2 separate regions of the Homo sapiens genome follow, and region 1 is linked to region 2. Evidence: read pairs that join two places in POLR2A ChIA-PET (ENCODE). Cell type or tissue: OCI-LY7. All regions are shown on one strand. Each heading gives the region's core, and the rest is flanking DNA. Links, peaks and the distances in the headings are about the cores only.

Region 1 (5,641 bases), core at 456-5,455, 170 kb after region 2:
AAGGAAAGAGGGGTGCAGCCACCTTCACACCCAGGCCCCCTTCCTCCCCGCAGAAGGAAAGAGGGGTACAGCCCACTTCACACCCAGGCCCCCCTTCCTCGTGTGGCCTGCTTCACACCCAGGTCCCCTTCCTCCCCGCAGGGCTCTGGGCCCAGCCACTGTCCCCACAGATTGCGGCCCATACTCCATGGACACCACAGCCAGCAGCACGGGAACAGAAAACTAGCCTGGAAGGACACACGTCCACCCGCTGTCAATGGCTAAATCAGGAGATGAGATCAAAGGTGGCTATAATTTTACTGTAATTTTATTTATTTTCCTAATTTTCTATAACAAGATGTGCTGTTCTGATCATTAGAAAGGGCAATGAAATATAAATGTAAATTAAAGGACACAACACATTGGAAAAGATGAACCACTCAGTATGCAAACTCCCATGTGGCCAGGTGACCACGGGGCCCCACAGCTGCGCGCGTGGGGATGAGAAGGCTCCACTCTGCTTCTTCTGACCAAGAAAGGGCAGTTTGTGATGTGGGAGTCACTGGGCCAACTGACTCGGCCTGAGGGATGCTGTGTGGTGAGCAGTCACCGATAATCATCAACATATTTAACTTCCTTGTTTAGTTTTTAACAGTGTTATTAAAACCATAAAGCATACTGCATCTTCAATAATTAATTCTGCTAATCTCGTTTGTGAAACAGACTCAGCATTAACGGAATAATCAAAACCAAAACCACAGCAGGCACTTACAGAGGGTGTGGGTGCAAATCAGCTCACACTCATGTACACGCACGTGTGCACGCACGCACGCATTCTGAGTGTGTTCTACTTCCTCACACCTCCCCCCTCCACACAGCTTAGACACAGATTGGATTTGTCACCAACTCGCTATTTCCAGGCAGAATCTAATTTGGCTCCACAGCTGTGCGCGCACACACTGCAAACGCGTTTGCTCACCACCTCCCTTCTCAGTGTGTGAACACTAAAAATACACACCACGTACCCTGCCTCTTCGCTTCCAACCCTGGGGACGCAAGCGATGGCCTGGAGCCCGGCCCAGCCCTCCTCACGGCTCAGCACGCAGGCCTGACTTCCGGTAATTAATCAGCACAACCTAATAAATAGCTAATATTCCTACTCGCGCAATCGCCACTCGTTGATTAAAATCCATGATGTTAAGGGTGTCCAGAACCCAAGAATGACCGAGCAGTCCAACTGGAGACCAAACGGGTCTTCATCAACAGAGCCAGAATGAGTCAATGCCGTCCAACAACAACCCCAAAGAGCCTGGGCCTGCAGCCCTATCCGCAGGGTGGAGGTGGGGAGAGTATGGAGGGATGAGGTGGGCAGGGCTACTCACCGGGGGTCCGTCAGCACCGGGCATTCCTGGAAGGCCTGGTTTCCCCAAGGGACCCTAGAACAAACCAGAGACTCCATGAGGAGATGCCCTCCCTAGGCTCACCTGACCTCTCCGTCGGCCACCAAGGTTACTTTTCAACATTTCTGCCCACACAGCATTTGCTGAGAAGTGTGGTCAGAGGCACTGGGTCCCTGGCTGTGAGGCGTGCAGCCACGGTAGCGCCCAGGAGGAGGCGGCTCCACTGTTCTCAGCACCTTCAGGTTCTGCTGTAGGAACGGAATCAGTCCACCAAGTGCCCCCATTCTTCTCCACATCCACCTGCTGCATACTGGGGCCCGGGGGGGCATCATCTGGCCTCCTCTGCTCTTACAGTGCTGTGCCTTCTTCAAGTGCTCCCACCACCCTGTCCTCCCTGGTCTGTTCACATCAACACCCCAGGGCAGGGCAGGGCATCCTGCAGTGCAAGGCCCACAGCCTCAGTATCCCATAAACAGCAGCTCCTGGAAGGTCCCAGGCCTGGCAGCAGCCCAGCCCTCTGTGTTTCTCAGGCCCCCCGGGGATTCTCATGCACTCAGAACCAGCCCCTTGGAGGTGTTTTTGCTGATCGCAACCAAGGCACTTGGAGCTACCTGAACTATCTTGTGCCTGGTTAAGCGACAAGCTCTAGAAGGGCAAGCACTTCCAGCTCTCGTTCCAGGGCCTAGGACACAGTAGGCTCTGGAGATACAGTCAAGTTGCCAAATTTAGCAAAACTAGACTAAACCAAAATAAACAACAACAAAACAAGATGCCCGGTTAAATTTGAATTTCAGATACACAATAGTTCAAATTTAACTGCATGTCCTGTATTTTTGTTCCTTGCTAAATCCAGCAACCCCTATACATACTAGAGAATGAATGAATGAATAAACGTATGAATCAATGAGACACGGATCCAAAATCCTCCTCATGCTTCTGGCCCAGTTCTTGGCACTCTGAGCTTTGGCGTCTCTTGGGAGCACCAAGATATACATTGAGAGCTGGTGGATACCAGGGGTCCTCCCAGGGTGGGGCCAGGGAATCCACCTGCAGGCGGGCAGTGGCCTGCAACACAGCCCAGGCCCACCTACCTTTTCTCCTGGAGGACCAATTGCACCCTGGGGGCCTGGAAGACCCTAAGAGGGAGAAAGAGCCAGAAAGGGAAGGTGAGGGCGCTGATTGACTCAGAACCCTCCCCTGCCATCTGTCCATCTTCTCATTGATGTCTCCCTCATCCAGGCACCAACCCAGGTCCTAGTCTCCCTCCAGATAAGGGGAGGGGCTGCTACTTGGAGGGGACAGAGCTCCCCGCTTCCTCCCAGGGCTCCGGACTGGAGACGTGTGCCTCCCACGGCCGGATCCCTGCGAGCTGCCTCTCTCAGGCTCACTTACCTGGGCGCCTGGATTACCCTGCTGTCCTGGGGGGCCAGGCTCTCCCTGGGGACCCTACAGGAGACAAGAGCAAAGGCACTGAAGGGGGCTCTGGGAACTGTATCCCCTTCCTGGGTGTCGTGTGCCCCCTCACTGGCCTCCCATCCTTTCAAACTGCTCCCCACTGCCTAATGCCAGCGGGAAGGGAAAGGCGGCCGGGTCCCACCACAGAGAGCAGCCCCAGGACTCAGCGCCTCTGAGGCTGTGGAGGTTGACTCTGATGGAGTGAGCACTAACTCGTTTATGCAAATATGCCCAGACATCCGACCAGGAAGGAACACGTGAGAGGAACTGACCAGAAATGATTTATTGGGCAGAAAACTCCCAAGTCACCCCATCATGCTAAAGTCTCCAGGTGCCACTCACCACTGGAGGGTGGGCACCACAGCAGAGGGTCTGCAACCTGCCCTTCATGTTCCCAGCTGATGTGGACAGCGATGGACCTCCCTAGCCAGGCAAGGAGTGTGCCCAGGGAAAGTGCCCCTGAAGCCAGGCCACGGGACCCCAGGGACTTACCACATTTCCTTTTGGCCCCGGCTGGCCGTCCATACCCGTGACACCCTGTGTACGATTTTAAGAAGAAAAACATGTAACTGAATGCGAAAGAACTCACAGTGCTCAAGAGGAAAATCCCACTCAACTCAGCTCAGACGCCCATCCCACGACGAATCAGAGGACGGGATGCTCTCTGGGGAAGGGAAGGACCTGACTCCAAATCCCTTCCCAGAGGTCCACTGATCAGCCCCAGTAACCCTCAGCTAAAGGTTAACTGAACTGCCAGGCCCTAGCATTCCACGGGGCAGGCCTCAGGTTCTAGAAAACCAGGTCACGGGGCTGGGAAGGCTGAAGGGGGCAGGCCTGGCCCTGGGGGAGCTGCCCACCGGGACACAGCCCCACTGGAATCAAGGGCTTCAGCCTCCTTCCAGAATGTTCACAGAAGCTGCTGGAAGTTCTTTCTAGCAGGGAAGAAACGTGACATCCTGGGTTTCTGCTTATAACTGAAATAGCACATGCTGTCTGCCAGGAGGAAGTGCAGCCAGGGTGAAGCGGAGGCGTGAGGCCGGCAGCCTCGGGCCTCCACCTGCAAGGCCACACCTGCTGGGGCCGTGTCTACAGCGTCTGAACATCAGTGTCCCGCTCACGCCTCACACTGGCAGCAGGCAGGCGCCAGAGGGGCCAGCACGGACTTGCTGCCCCAGTGCCCAAGCGTCCACCGGCTGGGAGGCGGGGTCTCAAAGGCCGAGATGGGGGCAGACAAGCAGGGCGGTAATGGGACTTACGGGAGGTCCGGGAGGACCTGGGGGCCCCTTCGGCCCAAGCAGACCACGTGGCCCCTGTAAGAGGAAAGGGAAAATAGGATTTAAACTCGGGCAGAAATCCCAGCCCTCCTCTCTGTCCCCTATGCCCACTTGGCCCTGACTCCACCCAGAACCCCAGCTGGTGACTCAGGCCTCCTGGCCTCCCAGGAGTGAGGCCCAGACTCCCTCCCAGCCTGCTGCGCTGCCTCCCTCCACCCCACCCTGGTGTTGGGAACCAGGGGCAGGTGTCTGGAATTGGTGAGAACTCAGAGAGGACACCACAGGGCACCCTCAGGGAAAGGGGGGCTTTCAAGCTGACCGGCTCCTCTGACACTTGCTGGGGCAGGTGAGCAGACGCTCCCCCAGAGAATCACCACGCTATAACATTCCACTGCACGGAGCCCTTGTGCCCTATCCTCATTACCGGCTCGCTCCTGAATTCCCCTCCGCAGCGACATACGATTGTTTTTATGATATCACAGGGTCAGAGGGTGCGGGCAGGAGAGCACCAGGTGAAACTAGTCCCTGGTGGGAACCCCAAGACTGAATGTGCAGAAGGAGGCGTGGGGTACAGATCTTTTCCAGGACGCTACTCTGGGCAAGAGCTGGCACGCCCTCTCCGGTCGGCGAGGCTCGTGCAGAACCTCCCCTTTACCGCAGGTGGAGTGAGATTCCGGGAGAACTGCCTGCCACAGGGCACTCACACCCCCCACCCACGGAGAATTACAGAGGCTTCACCCCAGGTACGTGGACTTCAAGTGCCCTTAATTTTGACAGAACCTTTTCAGATTCTGTAGAAGAGAACTCCTTCCCCCACTTACTGCCTCTTAAATGTTTCCTTCGTTATTTTAATACCTAGTTATAGCAACATTTCTTGGAAGCTAACAGCCCAGAAGGTATTACTTGGACATGTGTTAAGGAGAGAGTGGAGTTCATGAATTCTCCTTAGAGGCTAATCAGACATCTGGGGTATAATTTAGTCCCAAATGAGTCTGCAGGCACCGACCCCTGCCTCCTCTATGCAGTGCCTGCTATATTTCTCATCAATTAGCACCACCTGACGCACGCAGCCGGGCTGACTTGGCTACGAGAAAAGAGATGCTTTAAAGCAACAGTAAATGAATAGTAATTAATGTCCTATCCATCAGGAAATTTGCTCTGGGCCTAAATATATGTCTGCTTAGGGAAGAGCTTTCCCATGCCCAGGGCTGGGGCAGAGTCTGCTGGAGGAATCTGCCTCTGGAAGGGTGGCCATTGAAACGGGCCCAAGCTCGGGCTGATTCAGGTGTGTGACCCCCCCCACAATGCCCCTGGATGCCACTGTGCTGCCCCGGGACCCCTCACAATGCACTCAGATCCCCCACAATGCCCTTGAACCCCCCATGCCGCCCCCTGACCCCCTATAATGACCTCAGACCTCCCATGCTTCTCCCTTGACCCCCCACAATGCCCTCGGACCCCCTATGGTGCCACTGAACCCTGCCATGTTGCCCCTAGACCCCCTACAATGCTCTCAGACCCCCCACAATGCCC
Region 2 (5,641 bases), core at 488-5,487:
CAGGGTTCTGGGCCTGTCTCCAGAGCTGGAAGCGCTGAGGACTCCCAGCCCTGGCCATGATGGATGACGAAGCCCACACCTGCCCACCCTGTCCATCCTCCTGTGGTGGATGCCCTTGTCTTCTCTCCGTGATACCGTGGGCTTCCCCTGGCAGAGCCCTCATCACAAAACTCTGATGTTTACTCATCTCCGCAGCAGGCCCCGGGGAGCATCTCGCAGGCGGCCACCCCGCCAGAGCCACCGTCCTCTCTCAGTGCTGGGTCACTGCATGCATTCAGGGCTGAGTCTCCACTCCCCACATCTGCCTTTAGAGTCAGAAAATCACCCACTGGCATTAACCAAGGCCCCCGAGTCAGTTCTAGGGCTGGAAGGACCTCCTGAGACCCACCTGTGCTCATTCACTTATCCGCTCATCACTCACTCATCCGCTCATCACTCACTCATCCACTCATCATTCATTCAGCAGTGGTTGTGGGTCAGTGACACACCCAGCCCCGAGCCAGATGCTGCAGGTACATAGCTCAGGAAAGTGATGCAATCCCTGAATGCCTGGCCTTGGTGTGCCGAGAGACAAGTGAAATTTTCCCAGGGCCACGGTGGGATTCAGAAGGTGCAGCGTGCCCTGCCAGGGGGAGATGGCAGAGGCATGACTGTCCGGGGCAGACAAGACAGAAGGATGAGTGGCAGTTAGTAGGAAAATACACGTGTCCAGGGCAGAGACTCTGGCCCTAGGAGGCCTGGGGGTGGCAGGGTGAGTGCCCAGGAGGGGGACGTGCCTGGCACTCACACAATGAGTCGGGCAGGGAACGCGGCTGGACCCAGAGGGCCTGGAGGCTGTGAGGAGGGTGATCTGCCCCTCTCTGTAACAGGACAGCCCAGGAGGGTCTGTGCTCAGGGGTGCCACATGCCCCTTATGCTCCATCTCACGGCTGGTGCCAGCAGACCTGGACTCTTCCAGCTTCCCCAAGCGGTGCGGGACTGCCCGGGATAGAGAAGCATGCAGCGACCTTCCAGGCTGCAGCAGCAGAGGGGTGGGGGTGGCTGGGCCTGCGTGGTGGCCGCAGGGGAGAGGGACGTGGATGGAGGTGAAATGGACAGGTGTGTGGATTGCAAGGCAGCCTGGATGTGGGTGTGGGGGGCGTCATGGTCTTCCCTGCCACTGCAGACGAGGCAGCAGGCTCCTGGGGAAGCTGGAAGAGGCAGAACTGGGCTGCTCTGTTCTGAGGGCTTCTGCCCAGAGTTCCAAGTTCCAGGAGCTTCTAGGGGCTGGGGCCTGCCTGCATAGTGAGGGGATGAGTCCAGGTCTGCGGCACATGGCCTCTGCCGTCGGCCTTGCTCTCAGTGCAGAGCCGGCCTCGTCCTCATTGTGTGGCTCAGGAGATGGAGGCCCAGAGAGGCGAGGCTGGCACCTGCACAGGCCAGCTGCATAACCCAGGTCCAATTCCAGGTCCCAGAGCCAGGCTGCATGTTGACCCACTGCCAGGGATGACGGGCAGACTGCTACTCCCAACAGTGCCTCAGCTTTGTCACCTGGAGGGCAGGAGGGCAACAGGACCTGCTTGGAAGCTGAGAGTCCACATGCCCAGCAGGCATCCCGCCCTCCTCCGCCTCTTGACAAAGCAGGCCGGTCATGCTTCTGACACCAGGGCCGTGAGGAACGGCGTCCCCCTCCCTGGGTCCGTAGGCCTTTGACAGGTGGGGATGCCTGTCCCTGCTGGGCCCCAGGTTTGTATTTGCAGCCACAGAGCAGAGCAGGGAAGAGCCAAACTGACCCACCAGGAACCTCAGCTCTTCCCTGTCTGGGTCCTGCCCTGACCACATCCGTCACTGTCAACACCGGGAGGAGAGTGTGCGGCAGCCCACGCTCCCTGATGGCAGCCTTCCCCAGAGAGCCAGGCCCACCCCACCGACCCCAGCCTGGGGTCTCTCAAAGGCTCTGGGCACTGCCTTGGCTGAAGCCAGTCCTGAGCTCCAACTTAGGGACAGAACCGGCCCACCTTGGTGGATGGGGCTTGGCAACCTCCCAGATTCCCGAACACCCCCATAGGCCCCTTTCAGCCTCAGGTTTGGAGAGGCAGAGGGGGAAAGGTCCCAGCTAGCCAGCCAGGGGCAGGGAGAAGGTGTGCTGGTCTGGTCAGTTACCTCCCTGACTTCCTCATCCATGTGGCAGCTGAAGCCTGTGACAGGAAGAGGCAAAACAAAAACCAAACCTGTCCCTAAAGGTTAAGCTTATTGGTCCTTACGTGGGGGTGTAAAGTGTTTTATTCAGGTAAGCTGACGCATCCTGTTAGCTGAGCTAAACCAGACAGAGCTGACTGGAGGAGGCAGGGCTGATTTGAAAGATGAACCTCCAGCCGAGAGCGCCTGTGAGGATGCTTGGGGGCATCAGGATCTTCCTCCTGCAAAGCTGCAGGTCCTCATGTGCCTGATGCTCTCCCACTAATGGTTAGCTCTGTGACCTCCTCCAGGTTGCCTCAGTTACCTCAAATGTAAAATGCAGAATGAAGTCCCCCCTCCCCACCGCAGATGGGACACAGGTGAAGAAAGGTGGTCCGGTGACCTGCCCCATCCCAGGTGGCTCTTACTGAAGGTCGGCTTCTATTGTTAGGCCACGTGCACGTCCTTTACCTGGAAGATGATTGAAACCTGCACCTGGACAGTGCTACCAGCTGTGGGCCACCAGCTCTGCAGGGACCCAAGGCCCCAGTGCAGGCTCAGAACGAGGCAGAGACAGTACCGTGAACTGCTCCAGGCATCCACATTCTCAGGGACCAATCACCCTCCTCCGTGCCTGTTTGGGCCATCATGGGAGCGATTCAGGGCTGCTCAGGCCTTGGTCCTCTTGTCCTAAGGGAAGAAAGCTGAAAATACCTAGATGTCTAGATGGCCCTGGATCCACAACAGTCTCCATCAGGAGCACAGGAGCTGTGCATGACCACACCACCGATTTCCTCTTGGGAGACTTCTAGGGGTGGGGGGCTGTGGTAGCAAATACAGAGTGTGTATTACCCCAGCGTTAACCACGCAACTCCTAGCCTGGAACACTTAAAAGAGGAACCTGCCACCCTCCATGAGGCTGGAGAATCAGCGGGAGTTTCCAAAAGGCAGCTTTGGTTTAAACCACAAGATAATGGAGGGATTTGCATTTTGCTGAAGAAACCCCAAAGTGCCCTCCGACATTGTTTCAGTTCTGATTTTTTGTTCCTTTTTGAACGTCTCCTCTTGAAGCAATTTCTGGCCAAATCACACAAATAAAGAGCTAGAGAAACGGGTTACAGCTCGCTTCCCCAACTTGTTAATTAGGTTTGGAAATGTCTAGAGGGACTTGAACTTCAGTGACCAACCACCCTGGTTTGCCCTGGGGACATGGGACTGTCATTGCTAATACTAGGACAGTTCCAGGCAAACCGATGGGATGGTCAGCCTGCCTGCACCCTGGTCATTGTCTTCACCCATTGTTCCCTCATAAAGGTTGATAAGCACCTCACCTTTTGTAGTTGGTGGAGTCGCTGCTCCACCCCTCCTTTCCCTCGGCTGTGATGACTGGCAGGTGACTAGCCAATCAGATTCTTCCCTAGGATTCTTCGTTGGGGATTGGTGGATCACATCCTCACTTGCCCCCCTAACTCACAGAGTATGATGGAGGTGACTTAATGGTGACCATGGCTGGCTGGGCTCTCTCTGCCTCTGAGAGAGCGCTCCTCTGTAGAAGGAGAGAAAGAACCCAGGCAGGGACAGTGTGTGTACGTGTGTGGGTGCGTGCATGTGCGTGTGTGAGCCTGCAAACCCACGTGCCCACCCCCAGCTGTCTCTTGTCACTGCCATGACCAGATCGGGGTGCTGGGAGGATGGAAGAAGCCGTGGTCCCGTGCTCTGCCCTCTACTGTAGCAGAGAACCCGCTACACAGAGGTGACTGTGCAGGGGTGAGGGAGGTGGCGGACAAGGTATTTATGTGCAATAAATATTTAATTCCACCCAGCGCTCCTCCCGTAGCAACGTGGATCCTAGATTAGTTTTATACATTCCACCCACATCACCATACCCTTCAGCAAGGTTGATCCTGTCCTAATGCGAGTTTAAAAATTAAATCCACTTCGATGAACAAATGTCCTTTGCAGCTTCATCCCATTCTTTTATGCAGAGTAAATATGTTTGCACAATGGCTCTGGGAACAGCGCTCCAGAGCGGATCACACACGCGTACAACCCGGCTCGCGGCCCTGACTCCATGCATTATATATGACAGTCCCAATCCAGTCTCGCCACCGTGCTGGGGAGCGGGCAGCAGCTTGTCAGCGCCTTTAAATCAAGCGCGAAGCAGATTGTGAGCTGGTTCTGGGGAACAAAAAGCAGTAAAATAATTTGGGATTTTGAGAACCATTAGTTTAACTTAGGTGAGAATACGTGCCTGGAGTTTTCTCATCTGTTCATAAGCTTTAAAAATATACACAAAGCTGAACAACAAAAACAACCACCACCAAAAAAACAGCAATTGCCCCTTCTCCAAAACCGACCCTGCTTCCCAGTTTGTTTTTCCCGGGTTTGTGGAAGGTGACAGTGACCTCTCTCCTACACAGAGCTGTCGGTGGAGGCTGGAGATTTGGTCGCGCCACCGTGTTCTAGGGTTTGGAGACTCAATTAAGATATTAAAAATAGGACTTGGGGCCAGCAGGGTGCTTCCGTGGAGCTGTCTTTGTTTATGTCTTCAGCAAGCGGCCTGTGAAAGCCCCTCCAGTCCCAGGGAGGCTGGAGAGTTCTAAAGGGGATTATCTGCCTCCCGGGGTATAAATTCCAGTTTACTCTGACACAAACTATTACCCTGCAAACACTGGCCATCCGTCTTCAGGTGCCCGGCAGATACTCGGCGCCGGTGCTATTATCTCTGGGAAATTAAAGTGGGCCGCAGGGTGAGGGATGCTTACTGCTGGAGCCCCAGGTTCCTCTGCCTCAAGGCCGACGCTGACCTCCAAATAGTCCCAAGCATGAATTGGTTTGTCTCTCTGGGTGGTGATGCCCGACGTCCTCACTCTCACCCTCTGCTCCTTCGTAAGGGTTGATAAGCACCTCACCTTTTCTAGCTGGTAGGGGGCTTTATAAAGGGCAATGTTGCTGCTGCCAGCCCAGGGGTCTGAGCAAGGAGGAGGTGACAGTGCTGGGACAGAGGAAAGGGGAAGGAGAAAAGAAGGAAGGAAGAGGGGAGAGGAAGAAAAGACCATGTTGCATAGCAGAGCAGGGCCTGTCCCACCCTGCTATCCTGGGCTAGAGAAAATCCCCCCTTTAAAGTATTCAGAGTCAGGCTCCCTTCCTCACCATCTAAGAACCCCTGGGCCTGGGTGCTGGGGGAGGCCCACTCGGTACCTTCATCCCAGCACTCTTTGTCCAACGTAAAGGCTTTGTTGAGATGTAAATCACAGACCATAGAATTCACCCTTTTATTTTATTTTATTTTATTTATTTTTTAAAGACAGATTCTAACCCCGTTGCCCAGTCTGGAGTGCAGTGGTGTGATGTCAGCTCACTGCCACCTCCACCCCCCGGGTTCAAGCAATTCTCCTGCCTCAGCCTCCCCAGTAGCTAAGGTTACAGGCATGCGCCAACACGCCTGGCTAATTTTTGTATTTTTAGTAGAAATGGGGTTTCA

What was found. ChIA-PET counts read pairs that join two places held together with the same protein. Peaks named below come from ENCODE experiments on the same cell type or tissue, not always from the same donor. Only the 100,000 strongest peaks of a DNase experiment are listed, where the experiment ranks them.
Region 1: POLR2A ChIA-PET joins it to region 2 with 5 read pairs; 1 of 35 experiments calls an interaction of 5 or more read pairs at or near these places.

What each region holds. Positions count from the first base shown.
Region 1 is chr9:134,764,184-134,769,824 of GRCh38, reverse strand. COL5A1 (collagen type V alpha 1 chain) reads right to left here. Exons shown (of 66, transcript NM_000093.5): 21 at 4,091-4,144; 22 at 3,327-3,371; 23 at 2,772-2,825; 24 at 2,471-2,515; 25 at 1,362-1,415. Among named protein-coding and RNA genes, the nearest start is that of MIR3689C, 82 kb to the left of the region's middle. RefSeq lists an enhancer at 3,009-3,268. In OCI-LY7, for the core only: no CTCF peak of the experiment used is centred there; DNase peaks (open chromatin) are centred at 3,064 and 3,854; H3K4me3 peaks cover 3,357 bases; H3K27ac peaks cover 1,242 bases.
Region 2 is chr9:134,934,421-134,940,061 of GRCh38, reverse strand. It overlaps LOC105376314 (a long non-coding RNA gene), which reads right to left and starts at 3,538. Exons shown (of 4, transcript NR_188683.1): 1 at 3,489-3,538; 2 at 2,629-2,847. LOC124902302 (a long non-coding RNA gene) reads left to right here. Exons shown (of 2, transcript XR_007061846.1): 2 at 1-3,272. In OCI-LY7, for the core only: no CTCF peak of the experiment used is centred there; DNase peaks (open chromatin) are centred at 2,321, 2,651, 3,151 and 3,541; H3K4me3 peaks cover 2,698 bases; H3K27ac peaks cover 4,047 bases.